2 separate regions of the Mus musculus genome follow, and region 1 is linked to region 2. A link is a contact called in ENCODE Hi-C or POLR2A ChIA-PET data. All regions are on one chromosome and are shown on one strand. Each heading gives the region's core, a stretch centred on a gene start or an enhancer-like site at or near the end of the contact. The rest is flanking DNA. Distances are from core to core; before and after follow the strand shown.

Region 1 (5,495 bases), core at 2,773-5,272, 190 kb after region 2:
CTGACTACCTCCTAAAAGACAGAAAACCCAATAGCTACCTCTCTTGACAAACTAGAGGTAATTGCATACAACAGCCTTGTAGAAAGCATAGAAAAGTCCCCCAAAACTTTCTTGGTTTGGATCCCAACAGGTCCAATCTGACCTTAGATATTTTTTTTAGAACTACTGACAGCAGAAATTTGTAAATGATGGCCTTTCTCATGGCATCCACCAAGTATCCCTCAAATGAAGATTGTTTAGTGGCATTGACTTGAAAAAAAATTTTTTTAAATATGTTGAAGACTACACTTTCCCTGCTCAAAATGGTCCAGCATCAATGTCATTAGTTTTCTTAGTCAGAACCTGAAGCCGTCCCATATCTAGTGACTCAGAGACTGGTAGCTAAGACCTGACGGAGCTGCAAGCATGCTAAAAGATGAGAATCATTAATGGATCTTGTAGATTCTCCAAAGAAGCCTTGGTGAAAAGAAGTCTGGAAAATGTGCACTCAGGGAGGACAACAATGGTCACTGAGTCATGCCTCAGCCATCACTGTGTGTAGGAAAGTCAGCCTATGACATATTTGTTAAGTAATGGAGTGGATAAAATGAGAGACTAGAAGACTTTGTGGTAGATGACATCTTGTGGCATACAAGTCCTGCTTTACTCCTTCATCTTCCTGCCTTCTCTCACGTACTAAGTCACATGGGACCAGATATGAGAGGTCTAGACTTGCGTCTTAACTCTGCTTTTCTTAGTGTTGGAGAAGTTGCTCTGGGTTTCTACCTGTTTCTCAATCAGAGGTAAAAAACAAAACAAAACCAGGGTATTTTATTATAGATGTCAGAAGCTAGAAAGGGTCTCTTGGAGGTGGGAGGAGAAGAACCCCTAAGCTAGGTAAGGGATAATTGAATGCATGTAATATGAAAGTAGATGGGGGAGGTGTAAACACTGAGAGTAGAAAGGTTTAGTTAGGGATGGGAATACGCGGATGAGGAGTGTATAGAGAAAGGTCTAACCAATGCTAAAGATGTGTAAAAAGTCTTATGGAAACTCACTACTTTGTACAGTAATTAGAAATGTAGAATTTTTTAAAGGAATCTAAATAAAGTTACTCTGTATGGCTGGCTAATGCTTCTCTCAAAGGCCACGGGGTGGTAAGCAAAGATCCCAGTACCAGGAGTGAAATACCTCCCTATGGATTTGCTGATCAGAGAGGGCTCAGAGGTGCCTAAAACAACACAGGCTATTGCCATTCATTTGAATGTCCACCAGAACAGATGGGGAGCCCATATTACTGAAGGTACTGCACTTTGAGCACAGGACACAGAAAAATCAAGCTAGAACTGCCTTGAAAACTTCCTCCCTGCTGGCTAGGTTTTCAAAGTGCTCGAAGTTGCAATGCAGGCTGCTGGGGAGGAAAGACTGTCCACGCACCTACCAAGCTGTGGATCTTGCAGATGAGAATACTAACCTGCCAACTAAGATGTGCTCACTGCTCAGTCATGGCGGGCATGTCATGGAGGCAATCAACTGCTGTTCTAAATTGGATTTGACGTCTTCTACATAGGGAAAAAAAATTATACCCGATACTGTAAACCTGTTCAAAAACCACAGCTGAGAAGGTCAGAGGCCCCCAAGAAGGAGCCTATTTATGTTGTTTTAATAAATAGGCATGTCAAAATGCCTTGTAGCTATGTATGTTTACATCTGTAGATTAGTGCTGCTCTTAACTGGAGAAGCATTGTTTTGTAGTCAACAGCAGTCAACGAAGAGACTCATAACCACTCAAAGTGCTAAGAATAAATAACTATTGAATCCTCAGCCTTAAACCTGGATATCTCTATCAGTCTCCTTGCAGACTCGGGGAACATCACAAAATTCAGGAGAGCTAAGAGGTTGTAAGAATTAAAGCAGGATGAGAAATCCTGTGAAGTGCTGACTTCTGAGCATGACGTGGACCACGCACTCATAGATACGACATGGAGCTATGGTTGCCAGCAGAAGGTCCTCCCAAGACTAAACCAGTCAACACTGCAGCACTGGATAGCTAGGGGACTATGAGGAGTGATTGCCACTTGATGGCTGCTGAAGGATGGGGATTTGTTTTTCTTCAAGATGCAACCACAGACAAGATCCCAAGATTCAGGAAGTGACCCCCACACTTGCAAGCAATCACAATCAAACTCAGGGCTTATTATTAATGTTTTAAGATATCGATATAAGAAAGGGACTTTCTTGGAAGTAAAAGATTTCCTGATGGAGTTTCAGGGAAAGGGCATAAAGGAGGAGTGTGATGAATAAATGATGATCAAACTTATATAAAGGTATAAAATTATCAAAAACACTATTTGAAGCAATTTTAAAAGTAAACAATACATTAATACAAAGGAGTTAAGGCATGTACGTTTTTTTGTGCTCCGAAGAGCTCTTCTAGCTACAGAGCCCATGTGGCTCCTCACTGACTGCCGTCACTGCTGAAGTCATTGACCCGACTTCTCTGGTTTCTTCTGCTTTCCTCCTGTCCCTGCAACCCAAAACAGCCTGAGTTACGTTACCTCCTTCTGCAATGGCAATCCAGGGCTCTAGCACACCTAAATGGAAAGTTTGTCACCTGCCAAAACACACTTAACGTCTAAGGTAGTTTGCTGTGTTTTTCTTTTGGCTTATATACTCTCAGGTATTTATTGTTTGAGAGGGCACTAAGTGTGCAACCTAAGTGTTCTATAGCTTTGCATGATGCTTAAGCCAGATCCCTCATAGTATCATCCTATTAGGATGGTACCTTAGTGTTAGTGTGATACAATGTCATTAGATACTTGATACTTTACCTTTATTGTATCCAACTTAATTTTTACGCTTTTGAGGTTGTGTCATTCTTATGCCCTTGTACCATTAGTGAAGTCAAGGCATGCAACGGGAATAACATCCCAGAACTGGAAGCAAGATGAGCCAGACCTCAAACCTAGATATTCTGTGTCAGGGAACATGGTGGTAGAGAGAGCGACAAGTGAACTGTGGCTCGCTTCCTCAGCTGCCTACAGAAAATGTTTCAGAAGAATCTTTCTGTTGATTTATGATATATTTTTAAAAGCCCAATGGTGTAATTTAGTTTATACAAAAGCCCTTGTTTCTTGTGCATGGGCTAACTCAACAATGTAGTAAGGTTAGCCTCGCTCTCAAGATTAGTCACGTGGGGGCTGTGCACAGAAGCAAAGCATTGTAAGCATCCATAAGTAAGTTTGTAAGCTATCCATAAGTGATCTCCTAAAGGGGAGATCACCAACATCTGTCCTTAACAGGACACGAAGCAGTACCCTATACATGTCTACTCCTTGACCAAGTGGTCAGATAGTAAACAAGATGTGAATATTGGCACTGGAACCTACTAACCATTTACTCAAAAGAAGCAACCTGGTTCTGTTTTGCTATAGACTTCATTTTTTTTCCCATGCACAAACTCAATGACTCTATGCGACCTGTAGCATTCAAGCCTATGTCATTAATGTTCCCTTTCTCGGCCTTCTTCCAGTGTACATTGTTCAGGCCTATATCACAGAGACTATATCTCCCTACTTAATTCAACCTGCAAGATGTGAACACAGGATAAGTTAACTCTGCCTAGAAATTTAATGAACCCTGGGTACTCATCAGCCTGTTGGGTCTTTGTGTGTTTCAGAGCTCCTGCCTGCCCTGTGTCTCTTGCCAAAGATGGGAGCAGCTGGGTGTTGCCTTCCAGGATGTCAGCCAGCTTTTCTTGGCAGGAGTAATGCTTATTGTTGAAGTTCCCGAGTTGGCTGCTCACGGTCAGGAGCCGATGAAGATGCTGCCGAGTCTCCTATCAAAACCTCACACAAAGTAGTGGGGCTCCTGAACTCAACACATCGTTTGTGGCCCAAGGCTCATGTCCCATCTCTGTTACCTGAGTCTCCATTATGTAAATTAGTTCTCCCCTGTCCAGGTCTTGTGGGGGAACAGGCTGTTTGCAAAAGGAAGGAAAAGAAATGTTGGCTCAAAGCCGGTAGGTGGAATTCGGGCCAGAAAAGCTGCCTCCCACCTCTCTGCCAAGGCCTTTCAGCTCTGAATTGCTCTGTCCAACACACACCATTCCTACTGCTCAGCCAGATGTCAGGGTGGGGTGGCAGGCAGCCTATCTGAAGTCAGACACACAGAGGAGGAAGCTGTAGGTTTGTATCCAGGAGAAGCAACAAGGCTTCCTCTTTCAGAGTCCAGATCAAGAAAACAGGTCTGCTGGATAAAACACCACCAAGTTCCATGACTTAGTCACTGTGCCATAGCAAGGGAGTGCCTGGGTTTAGCAGGGGATCCGGCAGTGACCCGGACTTCAGGGTGAGCGGGTAGCCTCTCACATAGCCAGAGCCACCCTGGGCATGGTGTATCTGCAAAATTGCAGACACATTTCCTGAGATAAAATGACATGTATTAAGACATTCTAGAAATTAAAAACAAAAGGGGAACAGCCTCAGTAGGTCTTGACCCATAATATATCTGCCAACTTCTAGCAGCCTCCAGAGAACAGAAGAAGAAAGCAGCCTTTGAGACAACAGGTCTGCTTCTCTTGGCCACTATGTCTTCCTTTCTCTCTTCTCCACCCCTGTTTTAAGATCTCAGTCATGTGTGGGCCTATAAGGTGATCAGAGACCATTTGACCAGAGCTCTGACAGGGTGAGCAATGGTCTGGCATCGGAACACCTAGGAGGCCACCTGAACATACACAGGACAGAGTCAGGATAAGTGTCATGGGCCAGTGCTCACAGCCTACCTCCTCTCACCTTGTTCTCTAGCTGCATTGCTACAAGTCACTGCTATCCAGTCTACCAACCTCCCTTTCCATGCTCATCCAACCCAGTCTTCATCCTGAAGCCAAAAGGAACAGGTTTTCACATGCAAATCCAATCACTTAATCCTGAAATCGTCTCCCAGGTTCTCAAATGCACCCTGCCTCAGTCTCTTTTATACATCAATCTCCACGCCTGCTCCCTCACATTCAGTGTGCGAGGCTTATCCAACCTCTTCCTGTATTGGGATCCAGCAGACTTCCTCCTGCCTGCAAGAAGTTACCCTGAGTCTGCTGTTCACTTTGTGATGGACACCCTCTCAATATCCCCTTTGTCTTCTAGCAGCGTCAAGTTTACCTGAACAACTGCTACTCATTCTGCGTGCCCAGCTTCCCCATCCCAGGCTACTTACATCCGGGTGCCTGTCTCATGGCTCTCAGAGCCCTGATACTGGAGCTCTCATCACAGGGGATAGTATTCCCCTGGGGATCCCAGCGAATACCCCTGCACCCAATTCACTCCACCATAAGCACTATGCCAAGTTTTCTTCCACTGGTCCTGGAACTGACCAAATGACCAGGAAATTTATTTATTTAGTTAGTTAGTTGAAAGAAGTTAATTAGCAAAATTAGTTAACGAAATCTCCTAAGTCATTTGGACATTTGTTCAGACAAGCTCCGCCTGTCACCACTCGTCCTAGTCCGAGGGACTATTTTG
Region 2 (5,078 bases), core at 1,567-4,066:
ATTCTCTGACCTGCACTTTTAAGAGATTTTTTTTAATTGGCCTGGTTGAATCTGCTACTTGTTCTCTGGGAAGCATAGTGTATTTAAAAATACAATTTTTCGGTTCTTAATGAAAAAAATCAGTGGGATTCTAGTTAGAAAGACAGCCTTTATGAAATCAGACTGAAACAATGGTGGTAATAATAATAATAATAATAATAATAATAAGTAGTAGTAGTACTAGTAATAAATTGGCACAATTTTTCTAAGGGCTTTTAGGTTGGGAACTGTATTGCCACCCATTGGATAAATGCTATGTCTAAATGGGCAAAGGACTTGTGAAAGTTTTATGGCTTGGTTAAAAACCTTAGGGTGATATAGGTTAAAGAGATTTTATCCCCAATGCTGTTGAATAGCAGGAAGTTTATAAGTGGAAAAGGGCAGCTTTTGTGAACATGTCAGACATAAAACAAAACACCACATTAAAGGGAAGACTGGAGCGCAGATAGGGCCGCCTGGCTCCAGGGAGCCGTTCTGCAATCATGGTCACAGCTTTCTATGCATCTTGGACCCCATTTAAATTCACAATAAAAACCAAGAAAGCAAATGTACACCAGGTACTTTACTCTCGACACCTTTCTAGGTGCCCTGAAGATAGGAGGCAGACTTTCAGGGTGCAGATTAGGGGGGTGGGAAGGAGCTCATCTTACTTCATGTCTTCAGGGGGCTGCCACAGCCTCGGCACCATGTTCCAATCATGGAATTCAGAATGCAAATCTCTAGCAGATGAGACGGCTGGAAAACAGAAACTGCCACAGACCCAGAAGGCTTCCAAAGTTCTCCTCTAAACATCATCTGAGAGCCCAGGGGCTGTGAGCCCCGAGACTGGTAGCCCCGTCTTCCAACCATGGGTGAGGCCTCCTGGAAAACCTAGGCACTTCCAGATGGACTGTCAACCATTCCTTGAATATAGATCTTAATCCTTTATCTCACACGTTACATCGCTAGACATTTCATAACGGCCTTATGGCCGAGTCCTTCATTCTGAAAAAGGTGTTTGTGTATACTGACATCTAAACTGTCCATCAAATCACAGTGGTGGAGGTATCTACAACTGTCCAGAAGTTGTACTCCCTAGCTCAGTTGTTAGTTGAAAGATCTTTTATAAGTCAGACCATTACAGGAGTCTTTTAATGGACTTAGGGGTGCCCCTGGGGCATCCTGGCTGCTTCCTGGGGAGGCTTATTTCTCCCTGTGATGTTAAGGGGGAGTTCCCAAGTCTGGGTCTACTATTAAAGCAGGGACATCTGCTACCCTCCTAATATTTTCAAGGCGGCACCCCTCCTCCACCCCCTCCCAGAACTCGAGGATACTGGGAGGGCTACAAGCTGCCAGGGTGAGGAAGCAGCAGAAGGAATCTTTGTCTCCCCAACACATCCATCAGTTCCCTCCCCAGAGCCCCCACTACACACTGCACACAATCAGCAGCCCACTCCCCGCAAACGCACCAAGGCTGCAAAGATTCAGGCTCCAGTCCCTGCCTGACATTCCTCTTCCCACCCTCCTTTTAATTCACTCACTTTTTTTTTTTTAAACAAAATGTAATTACTTGACTGTCAGCCGGGGCTGCACTCTGGGGCTTTAACTCCTTTCAACACAGATGTGCGCCCAGCTTTGATGCCGCTGTACTCGCAGCTTGTCCCAGCCACAGCCGGCTCGGTAATGTAACATTCAAGTGCATATTTATTTTTAAACTGACCTCTCCTAGACGGTGCAGTATAAAGCAGGTCCTGCCAAAAAATATGCTACTTTCTATTTATAAGATGAAACACATGCCTTCCCTCCCAAAGGCGAGAGCGGGGTGGAGTATAATAATTCATAAAGAAAAAAACTGACTGGCCGGATCCATTCGTCCTCGCATGGCTGTGTCAAGATACTTAGTGAGAAGGAAGAGAAAAGAAGAGGAAGAAGAGCAATAGCAGGAGGAAGAGGAGGAGGAGAGGCAGGAGGAGAAGGAGAGGGGAAGGAGGAGGAAGAGGGAGTAAAGATCTTGTAAACGCTTCAGTTGTTCAGAAACCGCAGTCGAGAAAGAAAAAAAAAATTTTTTTCCCCCAACTGCCAGATCTGCAGGTTGGAGCCTCAGCTACAATGTGCTGCCTCTGTCAGTTCGGAAACTGCCAAGCTGCGCGGTGCACTCTCGCGCCGCGCCGCATCGGTGCAAACACACAACTAGAGGGCCGCGGTAGCCAAGTGCGGTTTGTTCTGCTGGAAAAACGCAACACGCGCCCAGAATGGCTGTCAATGGCCTGGAGGGGGCCGTGCTGACTGCAGCCCCACCCTAAAGAAGTAGGTGGCAGAGCTCCGCGTCCTGATCCCCCCTCCCGGACGTCAAGCATGATGTCCCCTTTGATCCTCTAAACATCAGCTCAACCAGGCGGTGCGGTAGATTATCCTCGCACCCTCTAAGTCTTCCAAGGCCACCATCTGCACTAGCTGGAAGGGGGCTTAGGTTGAGGGTCGGACAGTCTTACAGGTGGAGAGACAGCCTGGGTCACACACTCACCAGCAGTCTCTAAGGCTCCTAGCTTCTGCCCGGAGGGCCGGGCGTCGGCCCGGGTCGCCTCCCGAGGGCGCAACAGTCCTCGCTGGTGCGCGCAGAACCAGAGGGGCGGCAACGGTTCACCGCAGAATCTGCTCCGGGACTGCGCGCGGCGTCTCCCGGGAGGCAGCCGCTGCGGAACTGGGTTGTCGGTGAGCGTCCCGCTGCTGTGCTCCCAGCGGCAGTTGGAAGCGCCCGCGACACTGTGCGCGCGGCTGCCGGACGCCGGGCCTCAACCTGCCGAGGGCGGGGCGCAGGACGCAGGGCGGGGCCGGCGCGGGGCGGGGCGGGGCTGTGAGGCCAGGGCAGGGCGGGGAGAAGGGTGCGGGCCGACCTGGACCGTCCCTCCGTTGTACCTGTCCCCCACCTCCCCACCACCCCCAGACCCGCAGGACTGGAGGCGAGGCTGCGGACTCTTGGAGGACAAAGGCTACCCACTGTCACCTCCCAGTTCCACCCCTTCCCAGTGGTGGCTTCTCTCAGAGGCAATGCCGGCTGGGGCTCCCTCAGGCACAAAGAAAAGTGGCGGGGTGCTCCCTTTAAAGAGGGGACCCCAGAGCGTTGCTGTCCGTACGGTGCGGGAGAACAATGGGACTCCGCCCGCACCCGGGACCCTCGTGCTCACCCTCGTGTCCCCGCCTTTCCCTGTCCTACCTAACCCACCTAGCAGTGCGGGGCTTCGCAGCGGAGGAAGGGGACCTGCGCGGGGAAGAAGGGCCACCTGACCGGGTCGCCGCAGCGCGGCCGCAGCTCCCTGGGGACCCCCTGGCAGCTGTAGCTCTCGGGAGGGAAAAGGAGGGTCGCGTGCTGTCAACGTGCAGCCGGCTCCCCTTGCAAGCTGTCGCCAAAACCTGGAGCGCGGATCTGACGCGCGGGAGACGCGGGGTGGAGGCTGAGAGCCTGCGGGACGCAGAGAAACGCAGACGCAGCAGGTTTTTCCTGTCGGGAGGGTGACGTCTCCTCCCCCTCCAGGTCTGTCAGAGATTGACCTAAAGCTGCGGAAGCGGGTGGCGGCTCTCCGGGACGCTCTGCGAGGCGGCGCAAGTGGCGCAGCTGCTGCTGCTCCGGACCGTAAAATTCCGCCCGTGGCGACACCTGCACCTGTCGGTCACCCAGCCAGGGCCTCAGGACGACCCGCCCCTCTGTCCCTGGACCTCTGTAGGAACCCAGAGAATTAATGTTAATTGTCTTAATTGGTCGCCCTCTCTTCCTTCTCCCTTAGTCCGCCAGGTTGGAGACAGGAAAAGGTGGTGTTTTCCGGCGTTGATGTCCCCCGCCGGCTTGGTTGACCTGGAAAAGGAGCTAGAACCCCGAGTAGTCGCACGCTCCAGGTCTGGCCCCAACCCTGGGACTCTCAGGTTGCCTGGAAATCCTGGCACAAAGCAGAGCCCCTCCTGGAGACCTTGGCTTCCCTGGGCGCTATCGGGGTCATCACAAGGGTGCCCCCAATCTGAATCGCTCTGAAACCTTAGACCGGGTGCACTTTAAGCCCAGGTCCTAAACCACGGTCGACGTTAAGATGAATTTAAAAAGGAAGCGGACACAACTGTTGGGGAAAGCAAAATACTTGGGTGGAGTGTTAAAAGCCTCAAAGAAAATAATAGTTGGCAGGTTAAACGGCCATGAGGTCGGAAGTCAAATACAAAACCGCAGAAGTGATACCAGAATTTTGACAAGCAAAACAGTCGGTGAAGATAAGGGACCCGGCACTGTTTCCCTTCTCCGAATGACCGACTGCTCCGAAGTTGCCTTTGGCAGATACCTGGGTTCCACTCCGAATTCCTCAGAGTTTTACTTGGGGTTCATATTTCAAAATATATGTTCCATTTGGCACTAATGTATATATTTTATATATGAATTTATTGAAAAATATTAAATGTTACTGGCCTAGTTAGATAAAGGTATTTTTATAAATATTTATGCACAGCTTTCATTACATATGGTATTTTTAAAAGTACAAATATGCATGTATATACATTTATGAAATGCTGTATGAAAATTCCTTTTTTACGCATAAAAGCATTCCTTACACATATGTCATGTGTGTGATTTTTAAAATTCGTTCTATTGTTAGCTGCCATTAAATGCAGTCCATTTCCACGTGTCTAAGTAAATAATTTCTTTTACAGTTTGTGCAAACATAGGGTGGCAGGTGGCTATAAGTTAAAACTTTTATGCCAAAACTCTGTTTTCATTCTTATGAGCTGTTTCTGTTTCACGTAGAGGTGGTTTCTTTCTATATGAGGTTTTAAACAAGTCTTTACCATTGAGCCCTAGACAGTGCATGTGTAACCTACCTCTTCAAGGGTTTCTGGTAGTGCTGACTTGATCCATCCTGGCTTCCCTGAGGCTGTGTTATTTTATTTGTGCTGAACACCTTCAGTGAGGAAAAAAGCCCTCATGTTGCGAATTTTCTTTCCAAATGAGTTCATTTCCTGATTTAGTCATGGCAGCCTTTTGGTTCCGTGGGTTTAGATTTTGTTAACTTCAGGAGGCTCTC

The links. A loop is a pair of places that touch in the nucleus more often than their neighbours do. ChIA-PET counts read pairs that join two places held with the same protein, here RNA polymerase II (POLR2A).
Region 1: a loop to region 2 is called in a map of heart, with 5 times the contacts of the local background. The contact joins the enhancer-like site here to the promoter of Cdc42ep3 in region 2. A Hi-C loop is called at or near these places in 6 of 37 maps with a recorded cell type or tissue (Patski and heart). POLR2A ChIA-PET finds 5 or more read pairs at or near these places in 1 of 5 experiments (Patski).

What each region holds. Positions count from the first base shown.
Region 1 is chr17:79,540,308-79,545,802 of GRCm38, forward strand. No RefSeq gene overlaps it. Among named protein-coding and RNA genes, the nearest start is that of Gm10494, 33 kb to the left of the region's middle. Within about 2 kb of position 4,023, at least 1 of the 3 ENCODE cell types and tissues checked has a DNase peak (open chromatin) inside an H3K27ac peak, as active enhancers do.
Region 2 is chr17:79,352,275-79,357,352 of GRCm38, forward strand. Cdc42ep3 (CDC42 effector protein (Rho GTPase binding) 3) reads right to left here and starts at 2,817. Exons shown (of 2, transcript NM_026514.3): 1 at 2,543-2,817. Gm17315 (predicted gene, 17315) reads left to right here and starts at 2,425. Exons shown (of 2, transcript NR_165822.1): 1 at 2,425-2,730; 2 at 3,551-5,078.